Regions from separate parts of the Mus musculus genome. Here region 2 is linked to region 1. The links are chromatin loops, found by intact Hi-C in ENCODE. Cell type or tissue: left cerebral cortex. All regions are shown on one strand.

Region 1 (8,000 bases):
CTCACTACTAGGTTATCCAATCTCAGTGGTCAGCACTAAACATATGCACAGGTGAGTGACACCAAATGGACCCAGCATATGTATGTATGTATATATATATGTATATATATATATATATATATATATATATATATATATATATATATATCCTAGGATCAGGTACAGGTCTAGGTTTAATTTTATTTCAATTTTTAAAAGAAACTCATTGCATCAGAGCAGAGTGTGAGGGAAGATCTCAGATATGTTCTTTGCACCACTAATGCTAAGTTCTAATTTATGACATTGTCTACCTACAGGATTCTTCCCTGTGCTCTTGATCCACTCTTTCTATGTGCCCTCAAGGCATAACATGACTCCCAAGTTCTCCCAAAAACTTTAGAAAGTGATCATAGAAAACCAGCACTCACCAGGTGCTGCCTGATAGGATCAATTATGGGTGTAGACACAGGCAAGTTGAGTAAAACTTAAAGCAGTATATGGTGTTTTGTATATTTTCTATCCTAATATGCCTGTTATCTTGCATGTATTATAATTTCACTGCCTTTAAAATAGGAAAAATGTTTAGATATAAGAAATCTATTATCCATTTGACTCCCTCGCAGAACTTAAGGTAGAATTTCAGTTTTGTGGTTGATATAACATACACACGACTAAATTCAAACCCAGGCTTTATTTCTTAAGAGTGCTGTAGTTGTGGGAAAAGTGTTTTCTGGGCCTCAACGTCCTTATCTATAAAATGGGCAGAGGAACAATAATGAATCACTGCTTCATAGGCCGCAAGGCTTTAATGAGAAGATGCAAGAAAAGCTGACTCCTGGCTCATAAAGGAGACTCAAGGGATATTGACTGTGACGGTTACTTTCTTACTGTTGTTGCATGTGTGGGAACATAGTAAAAATTACTTAAGTGTGTGGCTTTGTGCAGTTCCACTGAGGAGACCCACACATGTTCATGTCCCTTCCTTTCCACTCACTGAACGCGCTCAGTGACCCTGCTCTTTGTCATCATCCTGGAAAAAAGTGGGAGGAGGTGAAAGGAATCCTCTTTCTGACCATTCTGCACTGCTGTCGCCTGCTGTCCCAGCTGCCCTGGAGCACTATAATTACACATGTCACCATGCGGAGACTTGTACAAAAGAACCCAAGATAAGATGCTTGCCCTGGCAAGCTCATAACATCAAGGGCATTTGGATGGATATGTGAAGTAGAGACTGAATGGCAAAAGAAAAGAGAGGAAATGCCTTTAAATACAATAGCAAGAGGCACTGGATGGGATCTACAGCTCTCTGATTCCACAGGCCAAAGACCAAGACTCAGAGAGCTAAACGGACCTTCCTCTGGCCTGGATTTGTGGGAGTTTTGGGACCCAGTGCTCAGGTTCTTGGGCTGCCTACCTCCAGGGGAGGCTCTCAACAAAACCTACTAAGCAAGAAGAATGAGCCTCTAGGATGGGCCCAAAGTGTCAGGACCATTTTGATTTCACCTTTGTGCCCATAAATATGAACAGGCAGCGAGTGCTCTAGTCTATAGGAGATCTAGAATATATGTTAACAATTCTAATGGAATCGCCAGAAAGTATAATTGGCAGTGGCAGTCTGGAGGAAATTCTAAAATACGTGCTGAAATGAATTGGTGAGCATCAGCAAGGGGCTTGGGTTTTCTTTTGTTCAAAATATAGAACTTGTTTCTATATGGAATAGCCAAAATTGAGCTTCCTAGTCCTTAGAATTAGGACTCTGAAAAAAAGCTGTTTATCTATCATCTATTAATCTATCTATCTATCTATCTATCTGTCTGTCTGTCTGTTTGATTTTCTTTCTTAAGCATCATCAAGGACATAAATGTTCCCAACACTCTGAGGATATTTAATAACAACACACAAAGCGGTGATCTGATGGTCCTTCAGTGCATCTAACTTAAATCTGTCTCGATGAAGGTCAAAACGCAGATACTGACAGTATGCTTTTTAGTGAAGGTTGACTGGGGCGATGTAGCAGGAGCCATGCTCCTTCTCAGACAGTTTTTGGTAATCAAACAGTGGGCTGTCCTTTCAAATTCTAGATACTTTATCACTTGGCTTAGGATTGTCTAACATGGGTGGCTTTAAAAAATAAGGTGAGTGAAAAATGGAAGAGTTCCAGGCTCTCTGAAGGAAGAGTGACAGGAGAGGAAAACAGAAAGTTATTTATTATTTTCAAAGTGACTACAGAGAAAGGTTGAAAAGAAGGAGAGGAGAGATCTGTCACTGAAGGATACTTCCCTCACAGGGAAAATAAGAACCAACAAATAGAATTTGACTCATTCTTGCAAGTTTCACAGAGCATGAAAATGCCCCTTTAAAATTTCCTGCAAGCCATGTTGGCTATGGGATTTTTCCACTGCAAAGTGTGTCTAAGTTCAGGGGGCCGGGAAACACTAGGGGAAGGAGATTTTTGGAGGCTCGGGGCTCTGCTGACTGTCAGTTTAAAAAATGAAAGTAATATACAAGGGGCAAAGTGGCATTTATCATTCCATCTCTCCAGGCTCCTGTCTCTTTAATCAGCTTGATTTGCCCAGCAAATGATTCCTGAGTGTGTGTGTGTGTGTGTGTGTGTGTGTGTGTGTGTGTGTGTGTGCCCCTGCGCGCGCGTGTTGTAGCTCTGTCAATCCTTGGATTAGAACCAATGATTGCAGCTTGTAGGAGGGCTGTCCAGGGCCAGATTGTACAATGTGCCTCAGTGCCAGAGTATGAGTGGAGATAATTACGGAGAAGTCAGACTCTCTCTCGCCCTCGGCTTCCTTGTTGTGTCCTTCAGCAAAACAGTGGATTTAAATCTCCTCGGACTAGCTTGAGAGCAACACAATCTATCAGGAGGAAAAAAGAAAGAGAGACAGAGGAAGAAAAAAAAACCGATCCTGACAAAAAAGAAGAAAAAGAAGAAAAAATATGAAAACCATCCAGGCAAAAATGCACAATTCTATCTCGTGGGCAATCTTCACGGGGCTGGCGGCTCTGTGCCTCTTCCAAGGTAAGACTGGCTTTTCATTTGCCTACAGCAGCCTCGGGAATGGTACCCAGTGCTGCAAGCATTTGCAGGCTCCCCGGGTCGGCTCCGCTGCGCGGTTTGCAGGTGGAAGCGCGAACGAACGTTTTAACCAGCATGGCTGGGACTTCATTCTCCCGACCAGGCTGTGAGAATATTGATTTGATTCTGGCTGCTACCGGAATGGGGGACTGTATGTGCATAAGTAAAACGTGTCTCTGCTGCTCCCCTTGGGTCCGTGGCTGTGCAGTGGCTCCCTAGCTTCATGCACATCCTTCACACTTACACAGCCCAGCACACATGTACGCAGGGGATCGGCGCAGATGGGGAGGGCAGCCGGGTTGCGAATGTGCTGCTTATGCGACTGGGGAGAAATTACAGGAGGAAACTTTAAATATTGGCCAGTGAACTTGCAAAAGGAGCAAAGCGGGTGGAAACGCAGGATGGAAATAATCGGGTTCCTCCTGGAAGGTGCTGGCCAGCGGTCTGGCTTTGGAGAATAAATCCTTTCTCGGGAGCCTGAAAAACTGTTAGTTTTGAATCTGTTTGGGGGTGTGTTTGTGGCGGGGCTGGGACGGGGTGGGCGTTTCGAGCAGATAAAGGGCTGTGTAAGCAGTGGCGGCGGGCTGCGGTGGGCTCCGGAATTCAGGAAAGCCTTTCTAAGTTGAAAGGACAGAGGCACTAAGAGGCGAATGCTAATTTTCGGTCTACTTATTGGCAGCGGCAGCAGCTAAGCCAGGCTGCAGTTGCTGAGGCTGGCTTGCTCTCTGACCAGGTCTCTACAGTGTTCGCTCTGCTCATTTCAGGTGCATTTGGGAATCTGCTTCCACCTTGAGTCCATTTACTGCACTATGTGGTCCCTAACCCTGTGTCAGTCCTCCCATTGTGACTTCATCCTAGCCACGGAATTAGCAGCTAGGCAGCTTACCTTCCCTCCATCGTTGGGGGATCTAGGTTACCCCTTCACTATTAAAGATGTTGAAACTCAGAGACTGAGACAAGCTGAGAAACTTTGACAGGCTTGGTCCTGCAAGGTTCTCCAAGGGGCTTGGAGCCTGAGGCAGGGAGGAGGGGAGGCAAGGCTCTCCATCCAATGCAGTTGCATTCCCAGAGGAAAGTTCTGTCTGGCAGAGTGAGAAGAGATGACAGTCCCAGGGCTGCCTCCTCCGCTCCCAGTACAGTACAGAGTTCTTATGATCTTGCTGAGAATCCTAAGCTCTGACCCCTTCTGAGTGATGGGCCCTGTCCTCTACAGATCTCTATGAGGTGGTCAGAGGGACCAGGCTGGAAGAAGAATCAGATGCAAATGGTGTGCATCTTGGCTGTGGCTTAGCAAGGAAAAGAAGGGAGAAGGGCAGAATTAGCCCATGATATGGAGGTCCAGGGTGGAGGATCATGCAGGAATACCCATGAAACTGTCACGCTGAACCTCAGGGGCTCAACCTTTGAGCTTTCCATCTTGTGCCTTGGGCATTGGGATGTAGAGGTACAAGGAGACTAGAGTCATCTTCTCTTGACTCCTCTTACGTAATATGGAGCAGGATCAGTGTCTATGTATGTGTGTATGTGTGTGTGTATATATATGAGTGTACTCTGCTTATTCCTGGCACCTTGCATTACACAAACTGAGTCTACAGCCCTAATACTGGCAGTAGGGAAACTGAGTTCAAGGCCAGTGCCCCCCCCCCCCGCCCCCAGGGAAATATGTCCTTGCCTTCTGACAGCAGAAATGAAAACTAACTCGTCAAGGCATGGGGTAAGGTGTCAGAGAATAGGGGAGGGAGACCCATGTCTTCGATAACTGTCACCTGTCTTGAGAGCCTCTCTTCTGCTTCTAACATCAACCTGGAGACAACTGCCAAATCCCACCATCAGCAGCCCCATTGGCTATACCCCAGGAGCCCCAGGGCCAAACAGAATTTACATATAAATTAGCATAACTTTTCATTAGAAATAAATGCAGAGAAGCATAATATTTGCTTGTACTTCAAATAGCCCCAAATAGAGAAGTAGAAAGAAACCAATTTCCCCAGGTGAAGTATGATTTTTATAGTCTTGCTCACATCCTGGGGGCGGAGGAGGGACGAGGAGAGGCATATCTCAGATCTGGTCCCCTTCTACTAAATTTTGAATTTCCCAAGGAGAATGATAGCTTTATTTGTGCTGGCTGCAACCAGGGACTTCTAAATAGGCTTCCAAGGCTGCTCAATTTTAAGACAGTGTGACCCCTAGAGACCCCATACCACATGCCAGTGGGACATGGCAAAGGTGATGTCTGTTTTACTTTCAGGGAAGGAAGCAGAGGCTGCCAGCTATCTCTTATCAAACTTACAGAATTACTGAGGCAGCCCAGGTCTTGCCTGCAATAATCCACCCCTATTGCATTGACCCAGCGGGACTAGTTAGAATGCAGCGCACATTCCAAGGCAATTTTTTCTCCTCCTCTGTTTTTGTTTTAAGCTGACTCTTCCCACGGCTGCTACTTCTGGGTTTCTTGCCTCTTGGAAAGGTGTATGGCTCTAGTGGCAGGTTAGGGACACCCTCCCTGATCCATTTCCTTCCCCCCAACCCAGTAGCAACAGAGATGCAGTTTAGGGAGGGGGGGCGGTTAGGGGATTCAAAATGATTCCTGTGACAGGTCTGGGAGGCAGGGGAGGCATTGATTAGCTCCCTGGGGTCTGCCCTGAGAAGCACCAGGGTAGGTTAACTAGAGGAGGCTCTTTCTGGAGACTGGAGTGAGGGAGCAGGGTTGGGCACTTTCCTTCCCAGCACACTGCCCACCTTCTGCCAGCAGAGGTTCTGAAAGCCAATGGCTGGGTGCACTGCAGATTTTCTCTTTCTAGAAACCAAGCATCCCTCTTTTCGGAGATCGTGGCTCCATCCAACACCTTTCCATTCGTGAGGTTATTTTCTTTCCCAACCCTCCCAATTCTCCTCCTCTCAGATCCCACATCAAGGCACCTCCTTGTTGGAAATTCAGAATTGATGGGAGAAGCGAGACTCACTTCCCACTGTCCTTAGCTTGCAGCTGGGGTCACGGGCACCATGCAGATCACCTAACTCCCTTGTGTGCACTCACAGTAAGCTTGTGGCTTGCCTCAGCATCCAAGCTGGGTAGTTCTGAGATGGGAATAAGGTGGATGAGACCAAATAGTCCTCATGGGCAACATGTAATAATCAATTCCAGGTGATGAGGCCTAAGGCCTGCTGAGGGAATTGTGCATACTTGGAAACATGACCAGAAGGGTATGGACAAGAGAAGAACCCCTCAAAAAGGATCATGGCTGCAATGCTTGGAGCTGCCTACATGGGGTTCATCATGATCTAAGGTGTAGAATGCTATCGAGACAGTTTCCATCCACTCTTCCTGCTAGAGACTGCACTACACAAAGTGCTGATCCTCTGAGCTCAGCAATGTCAGGCAGCCAAGCAGCACCAGGCAGGAGCAACAGGCCTTGAAGATGAACGAAAGACACTCTTGGAACTGCAGCTTACAGTTTCAGAGTTAGCAGGTGCAACCTGGTTCTGCTACTGACTATTTTTCCCTTAAAGTAAACTAGAAATATAAGAATCCCTTTTGTTAGTCATGATGCTAATGACTAGTGCCCTGGCTTCTCTTCTTTTGGGGAAAGTTTCCCCTTCAGCACAGGTTCCTTTTAAGTGGTCCAAGAAAGTCACTATAAAGTACCTATCTGAATTGGGCATGGTCATCCAAGTCTTTAATCTTAGCACTAGGGAGGCAGAGACAGGCGGCTCTCTGTGAGTTCGAGGCCTGCCTGGTCTATACAGAGAGTTCCAGGACAGCCAGGGCTACACAGAGAAACACTGTCTTAGGGGAAAAAAAAAAACAGCAATAACAACAACAACAACAACAACAACAACAACAACAACAGCAAAACTTTCTAGGCTCCTGGAAAAGGAGGGAAATGCCAATTCAGATTTCTTTCTAGTAATTCACTGGGATCTCTTTGCCCATACATACATATCTGCAGAATTAGGGGACAATGACTAATATTGTCTCTGGCTGAGTGTCATAGATGGGCCAGACAAACTAGGTTATCTCATGGACTGACTAGGGTATCTCATGGACTGACTAGGTTATCTCATGGACTGACTAGGGTATCTCATGGACTGACTAGGGTATCTCATGGACTGACTAGGTTATCTCATGGACTGACTAGGGTATCTCATGGACTGACTAGGGTATCTCATGGACTGACTAGGGTATCTCATGGACTGACTAGGGTATCTCATGGACTGACTAGGTTATCTCATGGACTGACTAGGGTATCTCATGGACTGACTAGGGTATCTCATGGACTGACTAGGTTATCTCATGGACTGACTAGGGTATCTCATGGACTGACTAGGTTATCTCATGGACTGACTAGGGTATCTCATGGACTGACTAGGTTATCTCATGGACTGACTAGGTTATCTCATGGACTGACTAGGTTATCTCATGGACTGACTAGGTTATCTCATGGACTGACTAGGTTATCTCATGGACTGAAATGAGTATACAATATCCCAAGAAGCTACAGAACTTGTGAGTCTGCACTGCCTGCATGATTCTGTCACATCCAGGAAGCATGCCCTAGAAAGATTTGTAGTATTCTTGATGACCCCTCCTGGTAAAAACACCCTCTGGACAAGACTGGCAAGTCTGGGATTTGACTCTCTGCCAAGCATTTTGTTGTTGTTGAGAGTCCTTGGCCTCCTGCTCACAAACCAGTGACATCAGAGGCCTTACATACTTCAAATACCTCAACTCCAGGTGTCAAGCCATCTCTAGGGACCTGAGTCCAGCTCAGTTGGGAACCTGAGCATCTCTGGGCTCAATTCTTTTCTGTGTTCTCTAGAGGGAAAATAAATATTTCCCTCCAAGAGCCTGTCTCCCCACCTGCCTGACAGGCCGGGGAGTGACTCCCCTGGGTGTTGTAAGGACTCATTAATGCTTGTAACACTCCAAACATGT
Region 2 (8,000 bases), 210 kb after region 1:
TTCTTTCTTTCTTTCTTTCTTTCTTTCTTTCTTTCTTTCTTTCTTTTTGAAAAAGTGACCCAATTTCTACTTCAGCTTGATTCTGTGGTACTTAGCACTAGAGACTCCATTTTGCTGGAGCCAGTCCCAAAAAGTGGCCACTATAAGCCTTCTTTCCTGTTAGGTACCCAAGGGATGCTTCCAAGCCTACACTTCATCCAAAGCCCCAACCAGGTCCTTACTTTCCCTGCTTATTCTCTGGATAAGCTGTTTCCCCTAAACACCCTAAGCCCCCAGGCATGCTCTCTGTCTCAAAGGAAAACATACTGATGCTGTTCTGTGGAGGCCTTTCATACTGGGGATTTCAAAATCTCCCTCTGGGAGCTGAGTTGCATCTCCTTGGAAGTGCGGCCAAGAGACTGTGATCTGTCACTGTGCAAATGGAGGTGAGTGAGAGGTCCCAACCCTCTCTAACTCCCAAAGAACCTATTGCAGCAAAGGGTAAGCCCTGTAACTCAGCCCCACAGTGAAGCAGCTTGACTACTTCTAAAGCCACACCCCTGCCTGTGTTCTCTACTCTGAGATCTTTTCTAAATGAACAACACTAATAGCCTTGCAAAGGGAACTATGGACAAGAATGGACACTGACTGGCACCCTGCAGGAAGTGAGAAACATGGCAGAAAGTGTCTAGCTCTCCTCACTTCTCATTGGTCTCTGCCTCCAGAATGCTAACTATATGTAAATGAACCCCTCAGATTTTTATAGAATCTAGCAGTAGCACTTCTAAATTTAAGGAAGATAGTGCTAAAGTTAACTTCATAGTTAAGCCTTGCACTTGCCTGAATTTTAAATTGTACCTATTAGGTTTTTGTTTTTTGTTTGTTTGTTTGTCTTTTGCTTTGTTCTGTTCTGCTTTGTTATTTTTTTTTATTCTGGATAATCCTGTCTCGTTTGAGCATAGGAATCATATATATATATGATTATATATATGATATATATATATATATATATATATATATATATATATATATATATAATTTTTTACTCAATGATTGACCAATGGTGAATGATCTCAAAGCACTTAGGATGCTTAGGATGGAGCCTCTCAGCTACATAGTTCATGCTCTGTGATTTATCCATGACATTACCGTCAGCCCCTGTTTGACCTCATGGAGGCCTTCTGAGCACAGTGTCTTAGGTGATTTCTAGTGTGTAGACATCATAATGGAACCATGCAAACTAAGGTGGCTAAGACCCCAGGAGGCCAACAATCTTCTGATACCACCGTCACATATGTAATCCATCTCTGTCCTGGTTTGCTGCCTCTTGCTGTTATAACAAACTGATCCAAACCAACTTGTGGAGGGAAGACTTTATTTCAGTTTACAGGTTGTAGTCCATCCTTAAGAGGGAAGACAGGGAGGAGCTCAAGCAAGAACCTGGAGACAGGAATTGAGGCAAAGACAGTGACAAAGCATTGCTTACTAGCTTGATTGCTTTCGCTTGTTCAGTTACTATTTTTACCCAGTCCCTGCCCACAGGCCTAGGGATAGCACTACCCATAGTGGGCTGGGCTGTCCTATATCAACTGATAATTAGCAAAAATGCACCACAGACATGGCCACTGACAATCTGACAGAGTCAATTCCTTAGGTGTGTCAAATTGACAGCCAAAATTAGCTGTCACAATCTTTGACCACAGTGTGTATTTATAATTATCATTGGTACATTCCCCTTATCTACTAGAAGATAACCTCTTCTCTGACTTAATGAGTCCGGGGGTAATGCACATAACATTAGAGTTAAGCTTCTCTCTCTCTCTCTCTCTCTCTCTCTCTCTCTCTCTCTCTCTCTGTGTGTGTGTGTGTGTGTGTGTGTGTGTGTGTGTGACACGTCATGATCTTCAACTCTCTCCTTTCCCAGGTTTTATTATGCTGTCTGAGAGTTCCTTTTAACCAGGATCTTAAGGAAATTCAGTAGGATAGTTTCCTTAGGGACAATGGCTCCAAATGGAGCTGGATAGGTTGATGTCAGTGCCTCCCCTTTACATGTGGAGTCCAGTCTGCCTTGCTCCCTTTGATGATCCAGTGCATCACTAACCTGTTTCCACAGTGCCTGGGAAGTTATATTCGAAGCTGGTCTCTGAGCCCTTAGTTCCAACAGAAGGGATTATGTTCTTGGGTTTTCCAATTGGATTAGGACTCCTATGCGGAATGCCATCCTGCTGGCCCTGGGAAGAAGAGAAGTCTGTCTCATCTCTCTGTACCTAGAATTTAAATAGTTTCAGAGAAGTTTCAAGCCCCTTAGCGGTAACTCAGCACCTTATATTCCCTAATACATCACACAGATGTCCCATTATCTAATTGTAAAATCCTTGTAGCAAATAGATATTAAAACAGTAAATCTAAGGTATCTTTTTCATGCTGTATTAAGGCAAAATATCTGTTAGCACTGTGTTAACACAAGACAATATACTGCCCTCACCTGCTATTTTTCATACGCCTCCAGAAAAAGAACCCTAGTGATTGCACAAATCGGGGAAGTGCGTTGTCCGTCCTTTCAGACTCACGGCCTTCCACAGATCAAAGAACATTTTTTAAAAAAATTTTAATTAGTTACCAGACCAAGTGGCCTAGGAAGTGTAAATTCATATCTGCTAAACCCAGATGGAGACTCAAAAAGAGAGGAAGCAGTGCCTTCGCATCACAGAACATTTTCCAGGCAGAAACTTGCTGAATCCTTGCATGGGCTCAGAACTAAGTAACAAGCCATTTATCCTAAATTGCATAAGGGTTGTTTCTGCCCTGTGGTTCTCCATAGACAAACCCTGTGAAGTCTTTCATCTCCACTCTAGAATCAATTACTCCTTTGTCCCTAAAGTCTCCAACTAGGATATGTGATATGAGCACCTACTATGTGCACATCTTTCTAACAATGTAGATGCCCCTTGCTGTGGGGGCTCATTTTAGTCACAAGTGATTAGTTTTCTTAGATCCAGAAAAGTACCATGGTGGATGATGCTCTATCAGAGCTCAAACCACACAGGCCAGGTACCTTTCCAAGAGGCTATCGTCCTTCATCCTCACGGGATGCCTGAAATAGCAAGTAGTGTTAAAACCTCTTCAGACTGGGTTTTGGTTATGGATACATATCTGTGAAGTTTAACTGACATATGTGTCATAGTATGAGATTAACAGTAACTAACAGTACAATACAATGATATACACAAAGCTGGAGCAATGGCTCAGTGGGTGAGAGTATTTGTTGCTTTTGCACGGGGCCTCAATTCTGTTCTCAGCAGCCCTGTTCCCAGGCACCTGTAACTCCAGCTCTAGGGCACTGGTTATTTTCTTCTTCCTTCTGCTGGAACCTGCACTCATGTGCACATCCCTACATTCAGACATCATGATTACGATGAAATAAATCTTTTAAGAGACACTAAAACCCCTGTCATCCTGGAGTGGAAAGTATGTGAATATGGTTTCTTGTATGTGCCTGTGCAGATGTGACTAGCTGAAAAGCTAACACCCTCACTTTCTTGTGATGGTGGTGATGACAAGCCACAAGAGGTAAAGCTTCAGGAAGCAAAGCTGGGGGTGAGGGCAGGCTATTGTACACTGGGGTTAGTGGAAGTAAAAAGGCCAAGGCTTAACTGGCTACAAATCCTTTGTGCTGACACCTGCTGGAGAGAAGTGGAGCTCATGTCTCCAGGTGGCTGCCCTATGATTTTCTTGAGGACTTATGAAGCAGCCAATCACATAAAACCACTTGCAACCATTCCCAATACCTGTGATGTCTTGAAAAGTGATCTGGTCAGCACCTAGTTTTTTTATGACCGCTACCCACCCAGCCAGCACTTTCTAATAATACTCTGCCTTTAGCCCCCAGGATCGCATAGCAATCTACAAAGATTAATTAGAAGTGCTTTTCAGTGCTCCTTCTTGGTAGAGACAAGAATGGAAGCTACTAAAAGGGAAGTAAATTAGCCTCCCTGAGGGTTGGAAGGGAGGGTTCTGCCTGAGGGCACCTCTGGTTCAAGCCAGGGCTGTATTTGAAAACCAAAACTCTTGAGACCTGGGAACCAACAGAGAAACAATGTCATCAGATACTCCAAAAGGATTTAAGTGTAAGAAAATAAGGAGGCTGCCTGTGTTTATTCTTTTACTTGAAAAATGATGTAAACACCCAAATTTGTTACTATCTCCTTCCACGCGATTCCTGGCAAGATGCCCAAGATTAACTGACGTTTTGAGAGATTCCAGTATCCACACCATAACAGGCCCTTGCACTCTGCTCTTCCCTTAACCAGAATCTGCACCCCCATTCCTGAGAAGCTTGAGGGGCTCACAGGGGTAAAGGCAACCGTTGGATGCCTGTCTGTTTGGAAGCCGCCCTAAGCCTGGTGCTTGGTTCCTTCGGCAAAGAACCTGGAGTGGTGGGAGAGAAAGGCGGCATCGGGCCATTGAGGAAGTGCAGCTGCAGAGTGCCAAGGGGGAGGGGCCGGAGCTTCAGTGACGCTCTGTTTTATTCTTGCAACCAAGGCACAAATTAAAGCAAAATTAGAGACTTTCTTCAGGCATTGGATGACGGGAGGAGAAGGAAGATGGGGAAGCAGAGCTTTTAAGGACAGCGATTTGAGAACATCCGAGACAAATCAAGCTGGTGGCTGACTCTCTTCTTTTTTTTTTTATTGTGGAGTACTTACTGACTTTCCTTTTGGATTCCGGAGGGCTTCCCTTCCCCCCTATCTTTCCCTTTTTGCACCACGTACATGTAAATGTGATTGAGGAGTCTCTCGCCAGATCTGCTGCCTCGGCAGCCTTCCTGCCAGCTGGCCAGGCTGGGGAACCACGCTGGAGGCTGGCTGTGATGGACTACTTCCACAGGCTGCCTGGGGGGAAGTTTGCATCCGGAGGGGCTCCAGAGACCCTCTTGGCGGTTGAATAGCCGAAGGAAAAAAAGGCGAAGATGGAGGACCCTTTCAGCAGACCCCAAACCTCTTCTCTTGGCCCTCAGAAGACGTCCAAAATACCCCCACCATTTCGCCTGGCTAGACATTGGCCGCTGTTGTCAGTGTCCCATTCCCTGAAGAATTTCTGATGCTCAAAGTCCAGGTAGATCTAGAAAGCTATGCTCCACACCCTCCTTTCTCTTTCCAGCTAGGCTGTGCCAGTAAAACTCCAAGAGAATCTTATGCAGTGCTTACCCCCTCTAGACTACTGTAGCTGGTAGACAGCCCTAGTGTTTCTGGACTCAGCTTCGGTCTGTGTTTGTCTCCTGCACCTGTCTCCTTCCCACCTTGCCCTCAGATCGTATCCATTTCTTTATATTTTTTTTCTTACCGTCTTTCCTTTTCTCTTATGATGTACCAGACCCTATCTTCAGTAATTTGACTTCCCAAAGAGTCTGTGGAGCAAGCTCACAAACTCTTAGGGAACCTAACCTTGCCTGTTACTGACTGGTAACCTGTCTTTAATGTTCAAAGAGATTATATTTTCTCACAGGAATTTGGGGGAACTTAGGGGTCATCATTGGTATAGGTGATTGGCAGATGTTCACCAGGATATCTTAGGAGAGCTCTTAAGAACCTCCCCCTGACCCTAAGGATAATCACATCCTAACCCCCTCCCAATAAGCAGGTAGTATGTTTATTGGCTCAATTATAACTGATAGCGTAAAAACAGCAAAAACAGTTCTCATCTGAAAGAGGTAGTTTATTATAGAGCCAAATAGCCCCAAAACACAGATTCAGGGGTACTCAAAATTCGATGTTTTGGCATGGCAACAGTTTCAATAAATTTCCTTGCTGCAAAACCAAAGAACAAAGACAGCCACAAATCAAGACACTTTTAAAAACTACATTGGTGGTCATAGGTTGCAGCAAAGCAGAGAAAGCGCTGCCATAGTTCTTGATGGTATATAATAAAGTTCTTAGCTCTCGGGTTGGTGGGATGTAGTTGAATGCTAAGTTAATGCATTTGAAAGGCCTCAGGTGATAGTCACTGAAATGTTAGGTCAGTTATAAATGTGGGCTCCTTAGAGGGCTAAAGATAGTCCAAGACACTTTTTAAGCAGATGCAATGCCTTCGTCATTCCAACCTCCCCGTAACCATTGACATTCTAATTCTTTAATCAGCCTTTGTAGAATGTGCCATGTAAGGAGAGACTGCTTTCCAGAATCTTCTATTTATTAAACAGAACATGGAAGAGCAGTGGGGTTCGAGTACCATGACGAAGGTAGAAGTAGATAATAGCTCTCATCTTAGGCAAGATTTCTCACTCTCCCTCACCTTGCTCACGGTGGATGAAACCAGTTGCAGGTGGTGCAGCATTCTTTAGAGATGATGAGAGACAAACACCTGCCACCAGTCACATGAGCCAGCTGGAACACATCTCCTCCCTTCTAGCTGAGCCCTCAGACAAGACCACAGTCCTGACCAAAACATTGCTGTAACTCCTCAGAAAGCTTAAGCCAGAAGTGCCCTGAGAGGCTGTCCCAGACTTCTGGCTCCAGAAGATGCTAAGTAACAGTGTCCTGTTTTGAGTTGAGGTATTGGTTGCACAGAAATAGATCAAGAAGGCAGTGAACACACAACCCCTGCCACCTTCTATCCAATTCTCATATTGTATTAAAGAAAAAGACTATGGAATCTCAAAGAGAAAACCTACAACAGCTGCTTAGCACCAAGAGACTCCTTTCAAAATATTTTTAAGTCTCTGGAAGGAAGAATCTACGTCACTATTTTCACACTGGCTACGTCCGACATAGCCCAACTTCAGTTCGTGAGAGAGGGCTCTGGAAATGAACTAACTCATCAAAGTAATTGAAGTGTCTTAAAAATAAGCAAATGATCAATTAGAAGCAATGGAGACAACAGAAGTACAAAGAAATGAGCAGTACCTTTCACAGTGCTGGCTGGCTCTTTCTGCTATTGTACATAATGAAAACCACTAAAAGTTCCCTGCCCACATTCCAGAACCAGGTTCCTCCCAGTCTTCAACGACTCAACACCATTGAACTCATTGAAGACCATACACGTCACTAAGTGCCAATCTGACATGTTTCCACCTTCACCATTGTCGAGTATTTTCCTTATTCCCATGTTCTACCCCCTATAAAACCTGCCATCACGACCTGGTCTGCTGATGCTTCTATCCCTGCTCAGAGGCAGCCTTTTTGCATCCCACTTCCCCAATAAATCTCTTGCAAGAAGTCTGTTGTTTGGTGTGATTTTGTCATTCCTTGGGCCCAATCACCAAGATATGCTTTGACTGCAAAACCCTTTCACCTGCAGTGTTCCAGAGAGGGGCCTGCTGCAGAGCTAGCTGACTATGGCTGCAGTGTTCCAGAGAGGGGCCTACTCCAGAGCTGGCTGTCTATGGCTTCAGTGATCCAGAGAAGGGCCTGCTGCAGAGCTGGCTGGCTGTGGCTGAAGTGTTCCAGAGAGAGACCTGCTGCAGAGATAGCTATGTCTGCATTTTTCCTTGGCTTACATTAACTACATTATTGCCATCCTCAGCTTCCTCCCATGAGAAAATTCTATTACTACCACGATTTTACAAACAGGACAACTAAATACACTTTCTAACTTTACATAACTACTTCAAAGTTTGCATTTTAACCACATTCTTCTGCACTGACATCTATTATGCCTAAGTTTTAAATGTCAACTTGCTGCAACCTAGGATTACCTGGGAAGGAAACTTGTATAGAAAATTACCTGTGAGCACACCTGTGTGGGGTTGTCTCCATTGAGGTGGGGTGGAAGACCCTCCCTGAATGTGGTACCATTTTGTGGGATAGACACTGACTGTGCTGCATGAGTAAAGAAAACTATCTTTGAGCAAGCAAGGGTCCATTTGTCTCTTTCTGTTGTAGACTCTGGATAGACTGTGTAGCTGCTGAAGTTTCTGCCTTGGCTTCCCCGACATGTGGGGCTGGAACCTGGAATTGTAAACCAAACTGAGCCCTCCCCTCAGTCGTGCTGCCTCATATCAGATTATGTGTCAGAGCCACAGA

Evidence for each region. Hi-C counts contacts between places; a loop is a spot of excess contacts. Peaks named below come from ENCODE experiments on the same cell type or tissue, not always from the same donor. Only the 100,000 strongest peaks of a DNase experiment are listed, where the experiment ranks them.
Region 2: a loop joins it to region 1, with 9 times the contacts of the local background. A loop is called at or near these places in 2 of 42 quality-filtered maps.

Annotation. Positions count from the first base shown.
Region 1 is chr9:29,957,852-29,965,851 of GRCm38, reverse strand. It overlaps a transcript of Ntm not described here. Among named protein-coding and RNA genes, the nearest start is that of Gm15521, 330 kb to the right of the region's middle. In left cerebral cortex, a CTCF peak has its summit at 5,784; DNase peaks (open chromatin) are centred at 4,533, 4,970, 5,298, 5,840 and 5 more places; H3K4me3 peaks cover 3,942 bases; H3K27ac peaks cover 4,315 bases.
Region 2 is chr9:29,747,246-29,755,245 of GRCm38, reverse strand. It overlaps a transcript of Ntm not described here. Among named protein-coding and RNA genes, the nearest start is that of Gm15521, 120 kb to the right of the region's middle. In left cerebral cortex, a CTCF peak has its summit at 3,674 (motif pointing left); DNase peaks (open chromatin) are centred at 3,694, 4,511, 4,697, 5,166 and 1 more place; H3K4me3 peaks cover 910 bases; H3K27ac peaks cover 1,398 bases.